Regions from separate parts of the Homo sapiens genome. Here regions 2 and 3 are each linked to region 1. A link is a contact called in ENCODE Hi-C or POLR2A ChIA-PET data. All regions are on one chromosome and are shown on one strand. Each heading gives the region's core, a stretch centred on a gene start or an enhancer-like site at or near the end of the contact. The rest is flanking DNA. Distances are from core to core; before and after follow the strand shown. Region 1 holds the start of ZDHHC4 (zDHHC palmitoyltransferase 4). Region 2 holds the start of CCZ1B (CCZ1B vacuolar protein trafficking and biogenesis associated). Region 3 holds the start of DAGLB (diacylglycerol lipase beta).

Region 1 (3,614 bases), core at 404-2,903:
CGTGCCTGTACTCCCAGCACTTTGGAAGGCTGAGGTGGGAGGATCACTTGAACCCAGGAGTTCAAGACCAGCCTGGGCAACAAAGCGAGACCCCCATCTCTACAAAAAATACAAAAATTAGCCAAGTGTGGTTGCGCATGCCTGTGGAGGCTGAGGCGGGAGGATTGCTTGAGCACAGGAGTTCAAGCCTGGGCGACAGCATGAGACCCTGTCTCAAAAACAAACCAAAAAAGATACCGGAACTGGTCACTTTTGACCTTAGCAGATAAGATTCTGGGCTGTAATGCCAAGTGAGATAACCAAACAAGAAGCTATTCATGACATGATAGGTGAGAGTAAACAAACAGCAGCAATTCTCACGGGGTGATTCAGGGTACCCAGCCTACATTTCTCTTGGTTGGGTAATTTTCAGCCGGCAGCTCTGGCATTCCTCTTCCCAACATTCACAGATAATTCAAACAGCAGCTCCTCTTGGGCAGCAGTGTGTGCCTGGCATGACCAGTAGCTGCCGGACATGGTTCTTCCAGGAGCCTGGATCTGGCTGCAGAGACAGATCAATTCAACACCCACATAAGACGACAAGAGTTGCAGTCAAAGGCAGAATACCTGTGGAAAAGGATTTGGAAGTAGGGGATTTTCAGCACCCCCAGCATGAATGGGTAAGACTTTGGGAGAAATGGCCCAGACTAAGTTGCTTAGGCCTGCTCCCAAATCTTTGGGAGGCCCAGGCAGGAGGATAGCTTGAGGTTAAGAGTTCGAGACCAGCCTGGGCAACACAGTGAGATCACTGTCCCTACATAAAAATTTAAAAATCAGTGGGGCGTGGTGGCCCGCGCCTGTGGTCCCAGCTACTTGGGAGGCTGAGGTGGAAGGATGGCTTGAGCCCAGGAGGTCGAGGCTGCAGTGAGCTGTGATCGTGCCACTGCCTTCCAGCCTGGGCCATAGAGCTGGACCCCATCTCTAAAAACAATAAAAGAGGCCGGGCGCGGTGGCTCACGCCTATAATCCCAGCACTTTGGGAGGCCGAGGCGGGTAGAACACCTGAGGTCAGGAGTTCGAGACCAGCCTGACCAACATGGTGAAATCCGTCTCTACTAAATACAAAAAAAATTAGCTGGGCGTGATGGCGCATGCCTGTAATCCAAGCTACTGGGGAGGCTGAGGCAGAATTGCTTGAATCCGGGAGGCGGAGGGTGCAGTAAGCCGAGATCGCGCCACTGCACTACAGCCTGGGAAACAAGAGCGAAACCCCGTCTCAAAATACAATAATAATAAAGACTTTGTGAGAAACAGCTAGTTGGGAAGAAATAAGCCAAGTCGGTAGCCTTGGGTCTCTCCCCGCCACTCCCCATTAGGGCCTCCCGAAGCCACCCCCATCCAAGGCACCTCCTGGGCGGGCCTGGTCGGAGATTTCCCTGGGGGCTGGAGCCCTGGTAGGGGGACGTGGAGTGCAGCAGGCTCGGAGGGGACACCGGGGCCGCCCCGGACTCGGGCGAGGTGGGGGTGGGACGGCGGCCCTACACACAAGGGGAAAGGGAGGGTCAGAGGAGGAGACTGACGGTCCTGGGACAGCCCAAGCTTCCCACAGCCCCGCGGAGGCGGCCTTACCGCCAGCCGCTGGGCTCCGGCGCCTCCCGGGCGCGATACGAGACTTCCTGCGGGCTCGTGACATCAGCACGGCGCCCCTGAGGGGCTGACTTCCGGCGGAAGTGTGCGAGGGCCGCCGCGGGTTGCGGGGCTGGAGTAACAGTGACCTCCCCGGCGCCCTCGCAGCCAGCCTGGGGACCTCCGTGGCCGGGTGTAACCGCTGGGAAGTGCGATTTTATTTTATTTTATTTTATTTTATTTTATTTTATTTTATTTTATTTTATTTTATTTTATTTATTTTATTTTATTTATTTTATTTTATTTATTTTATTTTATTTATTTTATTTTATTTATTTTATTTTATTTTATTTTATTTTATTTTATTTTATTTTATTTATTTTATTTTATGTATTACCTATTTTCTTATTTACTTATGTATTCGTTCATTCATTCAGAAACAGCCTCGCTCTGTCGCCCAAGCCGGAGTGCAATGGCGCTATCCTAGCACACTACAACCTCCAACTCCTGGGCTCAAGCAATGCCTCCTGCCTCAGCCTCCCAAGTAGCTGGGACCACAGGTGCATGCCACCACACCCGCCTAATTTTTTTTTTTTTTTTTTTTTTTTTGTAGAGACGGGTGTCTCACTATGTTGCCCAAGCTGATCTCGAACTCCCGGGCTCAAGTGATCCTCCCACCTCGGCCTCCCAGAGTGTTGAGATTACAGGCGTGAGTCCCTGCACTGGGCTGGAAGTGGGATTTTAGAGCAGTATTGCCAGGAGACTTACAGGAGGACCGACCTGGGCCTGGTGGGGGCGATCATTCTGGGGCTGTGACAGGGACTAAGCTGCCCTGCGGCCTGCACAGAGACCAGTCATGTCCCTGCTCAGAGCCCAGCAGGGGGATCCAGGTGGCCCAGGGCAGTCACACTTAGGGGGCTCTCAGACTATGTCTGTGTGGTGGACAGAGTTTGCTTTCAGCCACCCACACTGTTGAGATCTAGCAGAACATTTCCAGCATCTTCCGTTGCAGAAGCGGGCAGAAAGCACAATGTGTACCCATCAGTCAGATTCCGCTCCATGTGTGTCCTTGCTCCTGATGACAAGGACATGTTGCTCTGTACAGCCCTAAATATCCTCGGGGCAGTGACAAATACTTGACCACAAACGTTGAGGATAAAAGGGAAGGGTGTTTGATGCTAGGCAGGCTTGGGGTAACAAGAGCTGCTTCCAAACATAGCCCTGAGAAGGCCCTGTGGGGTGTCCTTTGCTCTGACCATCTCTGAATCAGCTGAGGCCAGGGTCTATTCCTGATGCCTCTGAAGACCTGAGCCAGGCCTGTCCTCCTTTGAGGGGAAATGTCTGATCTCCAAACACTGGCCTTAAAGCTCTTCTCTTTTCCTGTCTCTTTGCTACCTACGTCAGCTTCTTGATGCGTTTTCTTTTCCTTTTTATGAAACTCCTTACCAACAGGATGCCTTCTCCTGTGTACATTGTATCCAAGGTCTTCATAAATTTATGGACCCAGAATTGAAAAACCAAGGCTCATACCTATAATTCCAGCACTTCAGGAGGCCGAGGTGGGAGGATCGCTTGAGCCCAGGAGTTTGGGAACAGTCTGGGCAACATATGGAGACCTTGTCTCTACAAAAAATTTAAAAATTAGCCGGGTGTGCTGGCATGCACATGTGGTCCCAGCTACTTAGGAAGCTGAGGTGGGAGGATTGTTTGAGCCCAGGAGGTCAAGGCTGCAGTGCGTTAGGATCACACCACTGCATTCCAGCCTGGACCACAAAACAAGACCCTGGTTCAGAAAAAAAAAAAAAAAAAGATTAATCTCTCAGCACTTGGTCAGTTCCTGAAACCTAGGCATGTTTGATTTTTTGCCTCTTTAAAACATCCAAGCGCAAACCTTGACACCTGCATTTTATAAATAGCATAAGAGAAAACAGACTACTTAAGCTTAAAACCAAAAATTCAAGTGTGATCAAAAGGATTGCCTTGCTTGTGATGCATGGAGCAAAGAATTC
Region 2 (3,614 bases), core at 830-3,329, 250 kb before region 1:
AATGCACATCTGCCCCTAAGTGTGTTTCTTTTCTTTCTTTTCTTCTTTCTTTCTTTTTTTTTTTTTTTTTTTTTTGTTGAGACAGGGTCTTGCTCTGTTGCCCAGGCTGGAGTGTAGTGGTGCAATCTTGGCTCACTGCAACCTCCACCTACTGGGTTCAAGTAATTCTTCTGCCTCAAGCCTCCCAAGTAGCTGGAACCACAGGCATGTGCCACCACTCCTGGCTAGTTTTTTTATTTTAGTAGAGACGGGGCTGGTCTGGAACTCTGGGCCTCAAGTGATCCACCCACCTTGGCCTCCCAAAGTGCTGGGATTACAGCTATGAGCCACCGTGGCCAGCCTTGTTTATTTCTAAATGAGGCTTCCTTTGTGTCTCTACATTTCCTTCTACAAAAAAAACTGCCATGGCACAGGGGCTTATGCCTACAATCCCAGCACTTGGAGAGCCCAAGGCCAGTGGATCACTTGAGCCCAGGAGTTCGAGACCAGCCTGGGTTAACATAGTGAGACCCCAGCTCTACGAAAAATTTAAAAATTAGCCAGCCATGGTGGCATGCACCTGTGGTCCCAGCTATTCGGGAGGCTGAGGTGGGAGGATCACTTGAGCCCCGGAGTTCCAGGCTGCAGTGAGGTCTGATCTGGCCACTGCACTCCAGCCTGGGCAACAGAGCAAAGTGCTGTCTTAGAATAAAATACTTTTTAAATAAACTAAAAACAAAACAATGGGCCTGGTGTGGGTGGCTCACATCTGTAATCCCAGCACTTTCGGAGGGCAGGTGAGGCAGAATAGGGAATGAGGGTAACCAAGGGTTAAGGCATAAACAAAAGAACAGCAGGTGCAGCCAGTTCTAGGCAAGATTAGGCAGCATAGAGGCCACGTGTTCATTCCCTCAATCAGAGGCTGATTGACGGACGACAGGGGGTTGGCCGGGGGGGAGGGTGACAGCTTCTGATTGACGGGGGGGCGGGTGCGCGTCTCCACTTCAGCCTCTGATTGGTCACAGGCCAATCCTTCAGAGGGTGTAACCAATCGGAGACCTCTAACGGGCACCTAGGGGCGTTACCTAATTCTTCCAGCTTAATGAAAATCCTAATGGGGGCTCTTGAGCTGTTTGCTCTGTCTTGCTCCTGCTCTGTGAGTTGTACTTTCGCTTCAATAAATCTGTCTATTCCTTACTCCGGTTTTTTCTTTTGTTTCTTTTCGTTGCTTTGTTCTTTTGTTACTTTGTGCATTGCATTTTGTTCAGTTCTGTGTTCAACAAGCCAAGAACCTGGGCAATCCACGGTCAAGACCTTCCATCCAGTAGCAGAGGCAGGAGGATCCCTTGATGCCAAGAGTTAGAGAGCAGCCGGGGCAACAAAGTGAGACCCTGTCTCTACTATCTATCTATCTATTTTTTAATTATCTGGGCATGGTAGTGCATGCCTGTGGTCTCAGCTACTCCTCAGGCTGAGGTGGGAAGATCCCTTGAGCCCAGGAGTTGAGGCTGCAGTGAGCTATGATGGCACCACTGCACTCCAACCTGGGTGACAAAGCGAGATCTTGTCTCTAAATTAAATTTAAAACAATACCACCAAAACAACAACAGGCTGGGCGGTGGTGTCTCACGCCTGTAATCGGAGCACTTTGGGAGGCCGAAGTGGGAGACCATTTGAGGCCAGGAGTTCGAGAGCAGCCTGGGCAACACAGACCCCACCTCTACAAAAAAATAAAACTGGCCTTGGTGGCGCGCGCCTGTAATCCTAGCTACTTGGGAGGCTGAGGCAGGGGGATTGCTTGAGTGTCGGACGTTGAGGCTGCAGTGAGCTGAGATCGCGCCACTACACTCCAGCCTGGATGACAAACTGAGACCCTATCAGAAAAAACAACAACAACAAAAAAACAGTGCCCGCTCGGTTTTTCCTGAAACGCGCAGCCCTCGCCTGTAGCCAGGAGAAAACTCCGCGAGCCAGCAAAACACAAACTCGGCCAGGAAACAGACAACAAGGCCACCCGGGGGTGCCTGAAGAGGACGCTGCGAGGCGGATTCTTTTTCCGGGCCTGCGGCGAGTGCTTCCGGGGCGGTGGCGACGGAGGCGGAAGTGCGGTGTTTTAGCCGGTGGCTGCTGTCTCTGGGCGGGCCGTGGGAGGCTCCCGAGGTGGGGGCCGGGGCGGGATGGCTGCAGCGGCGGCCGGGGCCGGGAGCGGGCCCTGGGCGGCCCAGGAGAAGCAGTTCCCGCCGGCGCTGCTGAGTTTCTTCATCTACAACCCGCGCTTCGGGCCGCGCGAAGGACAGGTATGCGGAGGGGGCGGCGCGCGGGCGGGCGGCGCCGGTGTTCCCCGGGAAGGTGGCCCTGTGGTTCTGCCCACCTCGAGGGGCACTGACCTAGCCTGCATTGTGCCAGGTGCGAGTCCGGGCAGGGGGCTGCGGCGGGGACCTGACAGCAGGCAGGGACCGCTTCAGGTCCTAGGTCGATGGAATAAAGCCCCGTCGGGTCTATATCACTCCACACCCCAGGTTGAGGCTCTTTGCGCTTTGCTTTGCGTCAGTTCTGGGAAATTAAAATTGAACTTGGCTTTGTTAAGTGGGTAGTCCCCAACTAGAAGCGTGGAACCAGGGTGGCAGACGCTAGCCTTCAAATGATGCAAGCCTGGAGGTCCCTGTAATAGTTTTCGCCCAAATGAGGAAATAAATTAATTTCGGGAGGGGTGTGTGTGTGTGTGTGTGTGTGGTTTTTCTGAGGTGGGGACGGCGACTTTCTCAAAGGATGTCCGGAGCTGTGTTTTGTTTCCAGCAAGTCAGACTTCTGTTAAAGACTGTCCAGGCTGGGCGCTGTGACTCACGCCTGTAATCCCAGCACTTTAGGAGGCCGAGATGGGAGGATTGCTTGAGGCCAGGGGTTCCAGACCAGCCTGGGCAACATAGCAAGACCCCCAACTCTACAAAAAAAAAAAAAAAATTGAAAAGTGAGCCGGGCGTGGTGGCACGCACCTGTATTTCCAGTTACTCAGGAGGCTGAGGCCAGAGGATCGCTTGAGCCCAAGTGATTGAGGCTGCAGGTGAGCTGTAATAGCGCCACTGCACTACAGCCTGGGCAGCACAGACCCCATCTCCAGAAAAAGAAAAAAAAAACAACTTGTCAGTTCAAATGGCTGGGAACTGACTGGATTTAATTTTCAGGGAGCTATGTGTCTGCAGATGGGCACACCTTTACTTCTTACAAGCATTGGTGTATTACAAATTAGCACTAGGAAAGAAACCTGGAGACTTGAGTTTTCATAAAAATTACCTGGTGCTACTTCAGATGTGACTTCTTGACTATCGAAATTGCCTTTCTGACTGGTGGGCAGTATTTGCACAATGATGAGATCATTCCTGTTCTTCTTCTTATTTTAAATAATAGAGACGTCTCACTGTGTTGCCCATGCTGGTCTTGAACTCCTGAGCTCAAGTGATCCTCCCGCCTCAGCCTCTGAAAATACTAGGATTACAATTCCTGTTTTTCTAAAACCGGTTTTTGTTTTATTTTGTCATTAGCATGTGTGACACAAGAGGTCGACATTGAACTTAGCGTTTTCAATAGCTAAGATGAAATGTTTCTATTCATGTTGTGCTTCTGTTTCCTCATGTTTC
Region 3 (3,614 bases), core at 725-3,224, 130 kb after region 1:
GATGTCTTTTCAGAGGGGGAAAAGGCGGCAGGCAGTGGGGTGGGTGATAGAGGCAAATAGTAACCAGGGAGACAGATAAATGAGCCCTTACAAACTTTTGATGTGTGACTACCAGGGAAAGGCCTTTGCCAGGGGCTGGAGTGTAATTTTTTTTTTTTTTTTGAGACGGAGTCTTGCTCTGTTGCCAGGCTAGAGTGCAGGGCGCGATCTTGGCTCACTGCAACCTCTGCCTCCCAGGTTCAAGCGATTCCCCTGCCTCAGCCTCCCAAGTAGCCAGGACTACAGGTGCGTGCCACCACACTTGGCTAACTTTTTTTTTAAATTTTAGTAGAGACGAGGTTTCACCATGTTGGCTAAGATGGTCTCGATCTCCTCCTGACCTCGTGATTCGCCCACCTTAGCCTCCCAAAGTGTTGGGATTACAGGCGTGAGGCACCGCGCCTGGCCTGCAATGTAATTTTATGCACAAAGTGCAGCCTTGCAAAGTCCCAGGCAGGGTGCAGGCTTTATCTGAAGGTTCACAAAGTCACCCTGGCTGCTGAAGAGGGCACAGCAGAATGAGAAAGCACAGTGGGGTGATGAGCCCAGGCAGGAGATGAAGGTGGCTCAGACCAGGGTGGGGCAGTGGGGGTACTGAAAAGCGCTCAGACTCCACCCCGCCAGCTGCAGGGTGGTTTCAGACCCTGAACTCGAGGGGTTCCTAACACGGGCTCCTTACAGCAAGGGGCACAGATGGAAGCAATGTTGTCCCATGCTTGCAAGTCTCACAGAACGGGATATGAGTCCCACACCTGCCATTGACAGCCTGGGTCTCTAGGCTAGCTAATTCCTCCAGGCCTGAAGCGTCCCTCCTTATAAAATGAAAATTTCGGTCAGGTGTAGTGGCTCACGCCTGTAATACCAGCACTTTGGGAGGCTGCGGCGGGAGGATGGTTTGAGGCCAGGAGTTCAAGACCGGCCTGGGCAACAGAGTGAGACTCCGGTCTCTACAAAAAATAGGAAAATTTATGGAGAAACCCCATCTCTACTAAAAATACAAAATTAGCTGGGCATGGTGACACATGCCTGTAATCCCAGCTACTCAGGAGGCTGAGGCAGGAGAATCGCTTGAACCCAGGAGATGGAGGTTGTGGTGAACCAAGATCGCGCCATTGCACTCCAGCCTGGGGCAACAAGAGCAAAACTATGTCTCTAAATAAATAAATAAATAAATAAATAAATAAATAAAAATAAATTAGCCGGGAGTGTGGCACGTGCCTTTGGTCTCAGCTACTCAGGAGGTTGAGGTGGGAGAGTCGCTGGAATCCAGGAATTCAAGGCGGCATTCAGGAGTTCAAGGCTGCAGTGAGTCATGATTGCGCCACTGCACTCCACCCTGAACGACAGAGCCATACGCTGCCTTAAACAAACAGACAAACAGGGCCGGGCGCAGTGGTTCACGCCTGTAATCCTAGCACTTTGAGAGGCCCAGGCGGGCGGATCACTTGAGGTCAGGGGTTCGAGACCAGCCTGGCCAACATGGTGAAACTTCGTCTCTACTAAAAATACAAAAATTAGCCGTGGTGGCGCGCTCCTGTAATCACAGCTACACCGGAGCCTGAGACAGGTGAATCGCTTGAGCCCGGGAGGCGGAGGATGCAGTGAGCCGAGATCACACCCACTGCACTCCAGCCTGGGAACAGAGCGAGACTCCGTCACCAAAAAAAAAAAAAAAAAAAAAAAAAAAAAAAAAAAAAAAAGGAAAAGGAAATATCACCAGAACGGATATCACTGCACTCTTCACGAAAAAGAAAAAGAAAATACCAGAACGGATTTCACCGACCGGCAGACCTGCAATCGACTCAGCCAGCGCCTTCCGGATCAGCGTTTCTGCGCAGGCGCAGACAGCTCCGGCGGAAGAGGCGGTGTAGGGCTCAGTGCGCTTGCGCCGATCTCGGCCTCAGCGTGAGCATGCGCAGGTCCCCGCCCTCGCTGCGTTTGCGCTTGAGCGCCGATAATTTGGTGGCGGCGTCCGGAGGGTGCTGGTTTGTTCTCGGTGAACGGCGCGCGGGGTCTCTCCTGAGTGCGAGCTACGGGACCTTCGCCATGCCGGGGATGGTACTCTTCGGCCGGCGCTGGGCCATCGCCAGCGACGACTTGGTCTTCCCAGGGTTCTTCGAGCTGGTCGTGCGAGTGCTGTGGTAAGGACGGCGGCTACGGGGGCGGTGGAGCCCACCGGAGAGGGAGCGGGGGGCGAGCTGTCCCTTGAGACGGTGACAGAAGTGGCTTCCCAAGCACTGTCGCGGTCCCAGCGCTGGCCACGCATCCTCTTATCGAGTTCTCACCACTGCCCGAAGAGGTGGGCAGTGGTGCTGTGTCCATTTGACGGATGACAAACCGAAGCCCCCAGAGTGTGTGGGCTGACCCCGGGGGACAAACAGGGGGTTTCGAAGTCCGCGCAGCAGGACGCGAGCACCCCTTTGTGTGCAGCGCCGAGACCTGGCCCTGGGGTGCCACGAGGGTGTTACCGCCGGCAAAAGCCTTGGCCTCGAGTTCTCCTTTCTTGAGGCGGGAGCAGCCACTTGTGCCCTTCCTTCCCTTTGTACGGGGCACTTGAATCTGCAACACGAAGGATAGGAAAAAATACCGAGCCGGTTGTGGCTGCATTTCGTGAGAAGCAGACAGGCTCAACATACAACGCTGTTGTCTTTCAAAGTGTGGAATCAGTGGGAAGTGGCATTGGTACCTGAAGTCTGTTCCCAGAGGATCTGTGCAGGGAATGAATCATTGTTATGCAAAAGTAGATTCTTGGCTGGGCGCCATGGCTCACGCCTGTTATCTCAGCACATTGAGAGGCTGAGACGGGAGGATTGCTTGAGGGCAGGAGTTTGAGACCAACCTGGGCAACATAGTGAGACCCCTTTTCTTTTTATTTTTTTGAGACAGGGTCTCACTCTGCTACCCAGGCGGGAGTGCAGTGGTGCGATCACCACTCACTGCAGCCTCAACCTCCTGGGCTCAAGCGATCTTCCCACTTCACTCTTCCAAGTAGCTGGGACCACAGACTCGTGCCACCACGCCCAGCTAACTTTTTCTATTTTTTGTAGAGATGGAGTCTCACCGTGTTGCCCAGGCTAGTGTCCAACTCTTGTGCTCAAGTGATCCTCCTGCCTTGGCCTCCCAAAGTGCTAGGATTACAGACGTGAGCCGCCGTGCCGGGCCTAGATCTTTTATTGTTGGCAATTATATTCCAGGCCAGGTGCAGTGATTCATGCCTGTAATCCCAGCACTTTGGGAGGCCAAGGCAGGAAGATCACTTGAAGCCAGGAGTTCAAGACCAGTCTGGGCAACATAGCAAGACCCTGTCTCTACAAAAAGAAAATTATATTCCAAAGTGAACCTTGCCTTGTTTTGGAAAATATTAACTCCTTTTATTTCTTTTTTTTTTTTTTTTTTTTTTTTTTTTTTTTTGAGACGGAGTCTCATATCGTTGCCCAGGCTGGAGTGCAGTGACACGATCTCGGCTCACTGCCACCTCCACGTCCCAGGTTCAAGCAATTCTCCTGTCTCAGCCTCTCGAGTAGCTGGGACTACAGGTGCGCACCACTACGCCCAGCTATTTTTTTTTTTTTTTT

What was found. Hi-C counts contacts between places; a loop is a spot of excess contacts on that map. ChIA-PET counts read pairs that join two places held with the same protein, here RNA polymerase II (POLR2A). Pooled maps may share reads with other maps.
Region 2: a loop to region 1 is called in a pooled map, with 7 times the contacts of the local background. The contact joins the promoter of CCZ1B here to the promoter of ZDHHC4 in region 1. A Hi-C loop is called at or near these places in 4 of 37 single-sample maps with no recorded cell type and 4 of 50 pooled maps. POLR2A ChIA-PET finds 5 or more read pairs at or near these places in 1 of 52 experiments (activated T-cell).
Region 3: a map of naive thymus-derived CD4-positive, alpha-beta T cell shows a loop between it and region 1 (4-fold over the local background). The contact joins the promoter of DAGLB here to the promoter of ZDHHC4 in region 1. A Hi-C loop is called at or near these places in 1 of 168 maps with a recorded cell type or tissue (naive thymus-derived CD4-positive, alpha-beta T cell), 1 of 37 single-sample maps with no recorded cell type and 11 of 50 pooled maps. POLR2A ChIA-PET finds 5 or more read pairs at or near these places in 7 of 52 experiments (B cell, GM12878, HEK293 and 4 more).

Annotation. Positions count from the first base shown.
Region 1 is chr7:6,575,493-6,579,106 of GRCh38, reverse strand. It overlaps ZDHHC4 (zDHHC palmitoyltransferase 4), which reads right to left and starts at 1,653. Exons shown (of 8, transcript NM_001134389.2): 1 at 1,609-1,653; 2 at 387-541. RefSeq lists an enhancer at 410-1,025 and a silencer at 1,304-1,633.
Region 2 is chr7:6,824,740-6,828,353 of GRCh38, reverse strand. CCZ1B (CCZ1B vacuolar protein trafficking and biogenesis associated) reads left to right here and starts at 2,079. Exons shown (of 15, transcript NM_198097.5): 1 at 2,079-2,276. The coding sequence starts at 2,157. RefSeq lists an enhancer at 842-1,136.
Region 3 is chr7:6,446,314-6,449,927 of GRCh38, reverse strand. DAGLB (diacylglycerol lipase beta) reads left to right here and starts at 1,974. Exons shown (of 15, transcript NM_139179.4): 1 at 1,974-2,180. The coding sequence starts at 2,086. RefSeq lists an enhancer at 1,717-1,766.